2 separate regions of the Mus musculus genome follow, and region 1 is linked to region 2. Evidence: chromatin loops called from intact Hi-C (ENCODE). Cell type or tissue: heart. All regions are shown on one strand. Each heading gives the region's core, and the rest is flanking DNA. Links, peaks and the distances in the headings are about the cores only.

The links. A loop is a pair of places that touch in the nucleus more often than their neighbours do. Peaks named below come from ENCODE experiments on the same cell type or tissue, not always from the same donor. Only the 100,000 strongest peaks of a DNase experiment are listed, where the experiment ranks them.
Region 1: it touches region 2 in a loop (7-fold over the local background); 8 of 42 quality-filtered maps call a loop at or near these places.

Annotation. Positions count from the first base shown.
Region 1 is chr10:106,378,359-106,383,747 of GRCm38, forward strand. No RefSeq gene overlaps it. Among named protein-coding and RNA genes, the nearest start is that of Ppfia2, 89 kb to the right of the region's middle. In heart, for the core only: a CTCF peak has its summit at 2,427 (motif pointing right); no DNase peak of the experiment used is centred there.
Region 2 is chr10:106,583,721-106,589,109 of GRCm38, forward strand. The region is part of intron 3 of Ppfia2 (protein tyrosine phosphatase, receptor type, f polypeptide (PTPRF), interacting protein (liprin), alpha 2); the gene reads left to right. The region is part of intron 3 of 4930532I03Rik (RIKEN cDNA 4930532I03 gene); the gene reads right to left. Among named protein-coding and RNA genes, the nearest start is that of 4930532I03Rik, 16 kb to the right of the region's middle. In heart, for the core only: a CTCF peak has its summit at 2,210; no DNase peak of the experiment used is centred there.

The sequences.
Region 1 (5,389 bases), core at 206-5,205, 210 kb before region 2:
ACTCCTTTCAGTCATAGAAGGGTCATAAGTAGTGAGCGCTTCTCAGAGATGAATAATAAGCACAATTCTGTCTCAGAATTATTAGCTCACCCATACAATTTATTATTCTATAGTCCAATGAGATTTAGGCCATGAAGATACTCTACACAAAGACACACTGAGTAAAGTATACTGATTGATACAACATCACTGTGGCACAGACAACCAAGAGATGGTGTCAGGAAATTACTTAATCTGTTATGGTGCTTTATTAAAACATAACAGACTGGATAACTTATAAAGAAAAATTTCTTTTTAGAGTTCTGAGGTCTGAGAAGTTGTAAGATCAAGCACAAGCACTTTGGGAATTTTCTGAGAGACTTTCTTCTGGTTTCCTATGGAGCTTGGTATCAGACTAATTATACTCCCATATTGGAAAAAGGAAGAGACCAGTGCCATGTTATCACGCAGAAGATGTGGAAGAGAAGGGCCCCATTTCCTAAGGCCCCATAGTAAGTACACTAATCTCACCCATGAGGAAGTCACCCTAATTAACCATCTCTGAAAGGCGTCTCTCGGTGTTATGACCTGTTTATTTCAACATGGGACTAGGGAATGTCGCAGTTGGATAATGTGGAGTATGATTATTACAGATATCAAGTCAGTGGTTATTGCTCTGTTTACTGCTCAGATCCACGGATGCTAAAAAAGGGACAGAATAGATCTGAAGATAAAAGACATAAACAGATAGGACAAAGATTTTTTTTGCATTTACTTTATACTAGAAAAATATATTTTGGGCTAGTATGGAACAAGGAATTAGACAAAATGGCTTAGGTATCTTAGTTTCCTTTACTGGATATCTCAGAAATAAAATAATAAGGATAATATTTAAAGTAAGTGGCCAAAATGACAGAGTTGGGTTCAATGTCATGGTTTCTCTTACCTTATCTCATGTTAATTGTGATCCCCAAAAACCAATTGCTAGGGCTGTAACACACTTAGGTACAAATGCCAGATTATTGCTTAAGAATAGTCAAGCATTTGGAAGTAAATGAATCACTCCATAATTTCCTATCTGCTCATGAAGGCTGACAGATATTATGTGTGAGTTTGAATATCTTTCTAGACACATTTATTCAAGTGTTTTCAAAAACCAATCTATGGGAATGGTATTCTACCCAACCCACACTTGAGAAAGAAAAAATGGAGGAGTTGGGGGAAAATGTGAAGATTGGATCTGTTGATTAGTCTAGGAATGATAGCATACAGACATCAACATCCTTATACGGTGCTATGTCAGCCTTGTAAAAGCACTGCTTAAAGATGGACAGGAGGGAACATGGAGCATGCAGAGAATGTACTTTCCGGTTATTTATCATAGAAAGTTATTATCATAAAGAACTCGGAAGGAACTGTAAAACAGGTCCTAAATGGAGATGCTCAGAGCAAAGGAACTATACTAGTTTCTAACTTATTGCTGTTGTAACAAATTATCCCAAATGTATTAAATTAAAGAAACAAACAAACAAAAACTTATTATCTTATTTTTAAGAACTCAGAGAAAAAAATCAAAAAAACAAGATAAAACAACAACAACAACCCCTCAGTGAGTTATAATCAAGGAGTTTCTGGAATAGATTCCTTCTGGAGACTTACAGAACAAAATGTTTCCTCTTTTACTATCCTTATTTCTGGAAGTCGTTCACATTTCTTGACCCATGGGTCCGTGCCTCTTTATTCATGGCTAGCTACTTTGGGTTGACTCTTTTTATACTGCTATCCTTGGGCTCTGTGTTCTGTTCCACATTCACTTTAGAGACAGTCAACATCATCATGATTATACAGAGAAAAAGTTATAAATGTTCCCTTCTTGTGGGTATCTCTCCACGTCATTACGTTGAATGACTACTCTTTATCCAGAAACCATTTTCTACTTGGGTTTCTATCACATGAAATGCCCTGAGTAGATGATGTCATTGCTTCCCCTTTCCCTTGAGGTGAGAATCGGTGAGCCAGCTCAGAATATGTGGAAAAAGGAGGTTGGGGGATTTGATAGCTTTGCATTGTTGTTTTCCTCCAAAGGATTTTAATTGCTAGCAACGGGAGCTTCCAATTTCTTAAATTAGTTCTTAATACATGACTGCTTGCCTCTGTTTTTTTTTTTTTTTTTTTTTTTTTTTTTTTTTTTGGCTTAGAGATGGAAATAGCCCTCACTACAGCCTGAGGTTGCTACATTACTCTCTGTGGTGTTCTTCATACTCATATCCTTAAACAGTCTTTTAATTGAGTGATCCTTGGACTCTGACCTACTAAAGGAAAAATATGTTCATCAACTTGTTTCTCCTAGTGAGTTTAAGTGTTATTTCTCTACTTACTCTCCCTCTTCATCTTGTAAAAAAACTGAAATTTATATACCCCAAATCCAATTTCCCCCACTTGGGGGCGATATTGCCTCTTTTGAGACTGAGTGGCATTTCTGGCAGCAGTAGACTAACAGAATTTAAGAGTGTCTGTTCATGTAATGATAACCTTGATTGTTGAGAAACTGAAAGACATGATTATCCACCTGCCTCCTGTGTTCTTATCATACTCAGTCATAGAAACCAAATGTTAACTGTGAAGGGAGTCTCCCACTGAGGAGTTTTCTTTCCCGTTAAATATTAAGAAAGGGTAATTTCACATTCAAGATTCAGAAATAGAGAAATTTTGGTCCCATGGACCAAAGCAAGAATGTTCCTTTAAATTAAAGACAGACACAATTCCAAGAAGCTGAAAGCTAAATCTACTACTTCTATATCAACAGAATGAGAGTTTGCTGGGGTTGTTGGGTCTTTGGTAGGAAGGCAACTGATCTGTAAACCTGTTACAAAGACACCATTGCATACCCTAGCAAGATTTTATCGAAAGGACCCAGATGTAGCTATCTCTTGTGAGACTATGCCGGGGCCTAGCAAACACAGAAGTGGATGCTCACAGCCAGCTAATGGATGGATCACAGGGCTCCCAATGGAGGAGCTAGAGAAAGAACCCAAGGAGCTAAAGAGATCTGCAACCCTATAGGTGGAACAACATTATGAACTAACCAGTACCCCGGAGCTCTTGACTCTAGCTGCATATGTATCAAAAGATGGCCTAGTCGACCATCACTGGAAAGAGAGGCCCATTGGACACGCAAAATTTATATGCCCCAGTACAGGGGAACGCCAGGGCCAAAAAGGGGGAGTGGGTGGGTAGGGGAGTGGGGGTGGGTGGTTATGGGGGACTTTTGGTACAGCATTGGAAATGTAAATGAGCTAAATACCTAATAAAAAAATGGAAAAAAAAAAAAAAGAAACCAGCAAATTCAATGAGAGCTTCCTCATCTGAATCAACGGAATTCTAGTGAAGCAAACTTCCCAAGTCTACAGGAAGGGGCTTGGTCAGTGACAGACAGAAGGAATTACAGAAAGTAAACATGTTATAGATTAAAGGATCTGTTTCCTCAGCCTAGAACTTCCAATGAACTACAAAGTACAGTTTGCAGTCATGCGATACATAGCTAATCTTTTTACTTCATTGTAAGAACAATGGTTGACATTGGTTTTATAGAGTTCAGAAAGGCATTAAGACTGAATTGGTGTGTTGTGAGAGTTTCTGAGTATTTGTAAGCGTTACACCTGTCACTTGGGCTAGAGACACAGAACTGTATGCTGAAAAAACAAAGTCTGGTCTATGTGGAACGTCTATGGTGTGTCCCTTTAGATTCGTAGTACTTGATCTTCCAGGGAAAGAGTTTGTATTGAATGCTTTATCAAGCTATTCTCTTCTCTGACATCTAACTGGTTTGAAATAAAAACAACCCCCAGCTGTGGATTTGTGGAAAGAATGGCAGCTGCTTACTGCCCCAGTTTTTTCCATAAGGAATCCTTTGAGTGAAAATTGTGACCTTCCTGTCTTTTTAATTAGTTTCTTTAATAAGCAGTCCTTGGGTGAATTTGACTGTTAGACCCATTTACTTCAAGTTCCTTGAGTTATACTCTACTCCTGATATTTTTTTCTGTATACCCAATTCCAAACTGATTTATCTATTTTTTTTCTCATATGGATTCTACTGTACTATTTTAAATGGATTGTAGAGGAAAGTATTTCTATTTATACAAAATAGTGTTCATCTTAAAGCCCTCAAATTAGCTTGAGGAGAAAAAAAAAAGCATACGTTTTGACCTAAATGATGTCTGAACTAACACAAGATAACTTCATTCCCATTTAAAAACAAAACAAAACAAACAAAACAAAACAAAAACAAAAAACAAATAAGTGTGTTTTCACAGGCCTGTGTGATAGTATAAACTCTATTCCACTAACAGATAAGAAATTTAAATAAAACAAGTCCCTTCCGCTCGACTTGAACCCCGGGCTACCTTGCCAGCAGAGTCTTGCCCAACACCCGCAAGGGCCCACACGGGACCCCCCACGGGTTCCTAAGACCTCTGGTGAGTGGAACACAGCGCCTGCCCCAATCCAATCGTGCGGAACCTGAGACTGCGGTACATAGGGAAGCAGACTGCCCAGGCCTGACTAGGGACAAAAGCCCCTTCCGCTCCACTCCAGCCCAGGGCTTCCTGGCCAGCGGAGTTGCCTGACACCCGCAAGGGCCCCCACAGGATTCCCCACGGGATCCTAAGACCTCTAGTGAGTGGAACACAACTTCTGCCAGGAGTCTAGTTCGAACACCAGATATCTGGGTTCCTTCCCTGCAAGAAGAGTGCTTTCCTGCAGAGAATACTCTACCCACTGAAACCAAGGAGAGTGCTACCCTCCCAGGTCTGCTTATAGAGGCTAACAGAGTCACCTGAAGTACAAGCTCTTAACAGAGACAACTATAACAGCTAGCTTCAGAGATTACCAGATGGCGAAAGGCAAACGTAAGAATCCTACTAACAGAAATCAAGACCACTCACCATCATCAGAACGCAGCACTCCCACCCCACCTAGTCCTGGGCACCCCAACACAACTGAAAATCTAGACCCAGATTTAAAAGCATTTTTCATGATGATGATAGAGGACATCAAGAAGGACTTTCATAAGTCACTTAAAGAATTACAGGAGAGCACTGCTAAAGAGTTACAGGCCCTTAAAGAAAAGCAGGAAAACACAGCCAAACAGGTAGAAATCATTAAAGAAAAACAGGAAAACACATCCAAACAGGTAATGGAAATGAACAAAACCATACTAGAACTAAAAGGGGAAGTAGACACAGTAAAGAAAACCCAAAGTGAGGCAACGCTGGAGATAGAAACCCTAGGAAAGAGATCTGGAACCATAGATGCCAGCATCAGCAACAGAATACAAGAAATGGAAGAGAGAATCTCAGGTGCAGAAGATTCCATAGAGAACATCGACACAACAGTCAAAGAAAATACAAAA
Region 2 (5,389 bases), core at 183-5,182:
GACAGACCCAAATTGAGATCCAGCTCAAGGGGAGGCTCTAAAGCCTAACACTAGTACTGATCCTATGGTGTGCTTATAGGTGTTATAGGCTATTACAGTTTCAAAGACAAGAACAGACACGATGAATTTCCTTTTACAAGGGAAATGCTGATCCCAAAACAATATCGCATCCTTGGAGGAAGTGACCTTGGTGCCATGGTCAAGGACTGGAAGTAAGCAAGGGCGCTGGTTCCCACCACCTTTCCCTCTTACTCTCCTGTGTGGTCCATGAAGATCACGGAGAATGACACGTGATTATCTGAAACGTAATTAAGCAGTAATCCCACCTGGCTGTTCTACCAGATGTGTCTTCTGTAGTTGAGAACTTTACCAGATGTGTCTTCTGTAGTTGAGAACTTTAATGTATCTCTGAGTCCCTTATATGAAGCTGATAAACTAGCAAGTGCCTTTATAGCCGTACCTGTCTTTAGGGACTGTCAGAAACAACTTACCTTCAGCTTATAAGACCAAACGCACTGCTTTACCTCTGACCTCAAGGGACTATTAACTCTCTAGCCCTGTGTAAAAATTTTACAATTTCCAACTTGGTGACCTCGAAATATCACGATGATCCATTATATTGATGTTTTTCTGATTGGACCAAGTGGGGAGGTAGTAGGAATCCCTTTGGACTTGTTAATGCATACGGACATCAACAGGTGAGAAATAAGTTCAACAAAAATTAAGGGTATTTCTACCCCAGTTAACTTCCAACATTGCAGTGGTATAGAGCACTCAGAGATGGTCCTTCCAGCAGCAGTTCTCAACCTGTGGGTCTCAGCCAAGGGGAAACACACATTTCCAATGGCTTTAGGGACTGAGACATGGATGGCTCAGTAGCAAAATTACAGTTAGGAAGTAACAATGGAAATAAGTTTACGGCTGGGCGTTGCTAAAAGCACCAGAAATATATGTTTTTTCAGATGGTCACAACCCACAGGTTGAGAACCAGTGTGGACATTGCTATAGCTGCGTTCTTCTGCCACTGGGGGATGGGGGGGGGGGGTAAGAGGCTTACTGACTGTATTAGGAGCTTGGAGATACCATATTTCCAAATTTGAGCATAATACTCTAGCTCATATACCAAGAGACCAGGAAAGCTGCTAGTTTTAAATGGAACCTGGGGTATTGGACACAGGAGGGTGCTTTAATCCAGAGTGTTGAACAGGTTGTTCTGTCTCTTGGGCCATGTGATCTGGCAGACTCTATCTGCCCTGTGAAAAAAAATCTTCCAGACTGAATCTTTTCCATTTTTTTTTCCTTTGTGCGTTAGAGTCCTCTACTTTCTAATTGTTAAAGGAAAAAAAAAAAGGTCCCCTCCCCCCCTTTTTTATATAACCGGGATCATGTTAGAATAATAGCAATGTGCCCTCAACACTTTTTTTTTTAAATGCTTGAAGGGACAGAGAAGTTATTAAATTTATTTTTATCACTTTACCTCTGGTTTGTTGCCAAGCAAGCAGTTGGGCCTGTGCTGGGGATGAGATAAGCATTAAAAATTCTAAACCATTGGCTGAGTCCCAGCAGGGTCCGGTGTGACACACTAAGAAGCTGGGGCGTTTGAATCTGAGGACCTAAAGATGATTGTCCTCTGCCCCTGCATCAGAAATAAGGTCTCTGAGATAGTGGTAGTGGGAAAGCAGTTGTCATATCCTCCCTTCTTCCCTCCCTCTCTTCCTCTCTTCTTTCCTCTATTCCTCCCTTGCACTTCTACCTATATTCCTTGGTGGTTTCACCACTAGCAGAATTCCAGCTAATGAAATGACTTAAACATATGACTTCTTTGTTGGTTTAGTTTAATGTGTAAGGATTTAGATATGTGCAGCCCTGTTACATCCTAGTGTTTAATTTCTGTGTATTTTTGGAGGAGCTTCTGGGTTATAAACTTATCTCCTACCATGACCTCTCCATATTTCTTGCTGAGGCCTGAGCCCACATTACTGGATTCAGATTTTAACATTTAAACATGGATTGTTATCAAGACTTCCTCAGGTATTAATACCTTTAGACAATGAACAGCCAATCAATTTTTTTTTTTAAAATAAATGCATTTCACTTCCTTCCTGAGAACTTTTAGAATTCTGAGGCCAGTATCTTATCAGGGAGCACTATGCAAACACAAAGCAAAACCGGTTCCCACTGGCGTTTCTAAAGAAATAGTGCCACTGTGTGGACATATGTGCACATTACATGAAGAGGAAATAGAAATGCTGGCGGTGTGGTGTAACAATTTGCTTAGAATATTTCTAATGTATACCATATTAATTTATTGATATGAAAAGAAGACATTATCTGTTTTCCTAAAAATGATGACGATAATATGAATGAATTCAAATTTTAATGCTTTACGAGTCAATAAAAATTGTTTGCAAAATTGCCATTGCAAACAACTTGTTCTGTGTAAACATTTGCTACCTTGAATTTAGTACAATAAAATAACAAATAGGGCTATAAGGATCCGTTAAGTGACATAAAGCTCAAAAACATTGCATTAAAAATATGGAATGAAAATATTCGAATATGAGTGGAGGTTTTTAATGTGTTCCTGACGTGCTATGAGGTAAAGTCACAATAGCATCACTTCTTTAGAATTGGCTGATTTTTTTTAATACCAACTATTAGATGCTAGAATATGACTAAACTTCATTGATAGATGCAGCAAAAAGAGATAAATGTGTCACCCTAGCAAAAGTATGTATGACACAATGAACTATTGTTTAAATAAAGAACTTATTATTTACTTTGATATTTCTGTAATGGATTTTCGAAACATCAGATATTCCATTCAATGAATTTGATTGAAAAAAATATGAAAATGTCACTTTTTCCATTTCATTTAAAATCATTTCCTTTCTGTTAGGGTGCAAAGCTTGGAACAAGTTGCATTGAGATTTTTCTTCAACAGAGGCCCAACCCCAAATACTAGTTCTATCTCCATCTATGGAAAGTGTACAACATTGCCCTCTGACAGTCAGCTCCGTGACTATGCTTTACATCCTGAGCTACCTCACTTTAAGTGTCTTGTGTATTTCTAGACTGGAGCTATAGAGTGACAAAATTCTCCCTGCCTTTCTTAATAGCAAGTGTTTTGTTAGGGGTTTTCTAAACTCATTCTACGAGAGTTAATTTGTGCCATACTTCTTCTTCATTGAGCATTGATTCTTCTTCAGTTTCCTTTGTTTAAGATGGAAGATGAAATCTACCCTCCACTCTACCACCATGAGTAGGAGAGATTTAAGATAAGGAGAAAAGACTGAAATACTCATAAGCCATGTGGGCTACATGGTGATGGCACGAGCCAGACACACAGAGGAGGTCAGGTGACAGAGAAAGACAAAGACAGAGAAAAAAGGAGAGGGGCAGAAGGGGAAGGGGAGGAGGAGAGGGAGGGAGGAAGGAAGGGAGGGAGGGAGAGGAAGATTCTAATTTTGGTACAATGCCTTCCAGCATATAATCCAAAATTCTCAGCAAGAATTTTATTTTGTACTTGGTGCAATGAAAACAAGCACGAAGCCATGATCCAACAGATATGGATATCTGTACCCTCTAGGTTCTAAGGGTTGGCAAGCATCTCAAACAGACCGCATACCACTGTGCAATAAGTACCTGCCCCAGGAGGAGGTTGGATGATGCAGATATCTGAGTCTACCATGTTAGGGAGCGGGAGGATTGGCAGAAGTGTAAAGTGCCAAAGGTTTATGGTGGACATCATCCAACCCCATTCAAATGGCAGCAGAGCAATGTGACTGAGTAAGTTGATGTGTAGTCATCTGAAATGAGTTTACCAAAGCCAAGGATCAGTGATTATAATTGATATAGCTCACTCTTGTTCTTTCCTATGAAAGGACAAGGAGCAATGAGAAGCTGCATTGCTTATTCAAAGTGAGAGAAGAAAATGAATAAAAGCAAAATTCAAAATTTTGAAATTTTGAACCCCACTCTGAACCCCATGACTTCACATTGCTCTGCTGCCATCTGTGTTCCAGTCATCTCCAGCGCTCTCCCTGTCTCTACCTCTCTCTCAAGTGCTGGAATTGCAGGCAACAGATACCAAGCCTGACTTCTTACGTGGGTGCTGGGAATTTGAACTCAGGTCCTCCAGCCATCTGGCACTGCTTCCTGCCCATCAAACCTTTCTCAGCTGCTAAGGAATGACAACCCACACAAGATGTGTCAGCTCAGAAGAACCATCACAAGATGTGTCATCTCAGAAGAACCATCACCGAGTAGGAAGCTCCCTAGAGCCAGTGGCTGATGTCAGTCTCAGGAACAAATGCAGCTAAACTCAGCTAAGCACAGTCCACACAGCATAACTGCCCTATACATCCCCTAATAAACTGTAATTGAATAGAATCATACCTTAAACACGTGTATTTTTTTGAGCCACAAAGTATTGGGTGCCGTCTTAGGCTTTAAAATACAGCTTAATGACTTGCGAACACTGTTCTAGTTAGATTGACCTACTTTTTCTTGCACTTCTTTGTTTGCATAATGTATTTCTCACTTTGTATCTTCTTGCTCTAATGATTTTGTATTAATTAAATATGAAATACAAAAAAATTGGTGAATATTTTCATATAATATTGCATAGCTTGTGCTACCCTAAGCTTATAATGTCAGATACTGAAGAATAAATTGCTCAATTCCTTATTCTCTTTAGAGAGGGCTCTCACTGAACCTGGAGCTTACACTTTTTTGCGTTCTTGCTCATCTCATGGCCAGTCAACTCCAGCGCTCTTCTTGTATCTACATCTCTATTCTAATATATTATGAAGAATAAATAAATATATATATCATCTCTATATAGAGTATATATATTCTATGATTTTCCAAAGAATGTATTATATTATGCATGGCTTATTTAAAGTGAGAAAAGAAAAGGAATAAACAGAATTCAAATAATTTAAATTCAGAAAGATTTTGACACCAATGAACTTATTGATACACATCAAGAAAACATACAACATAAACATAAACAAACAAACATACATGCAGAAGCTCAGCTTATATGAGAAGAAGTTAATGATGCACAACACAGAAAGGAGAATCAATACATTAGCTTGGTAATTAAGCATTCCATTGTAATAAATCATTCCTATTTCAAGTGTTGTACACTGAAAATACTAATCTAATGTGTGATATATTACCAACTAATAATTTCTCCTTTATCGGAATAAAAGAGATTATTTGGAATGAATTCAAGATAAGTTATGGTTACATATATTCGCTCTGAAGGATTGATTTCTAATAAATAATAAAAAAATTAAAATGTACTCAAGACCCTTTACATACAAAAATGCTTTCATAGCCCCAAGCTAGGAACCCTCCATGCGTAGAGATGCATACAGAT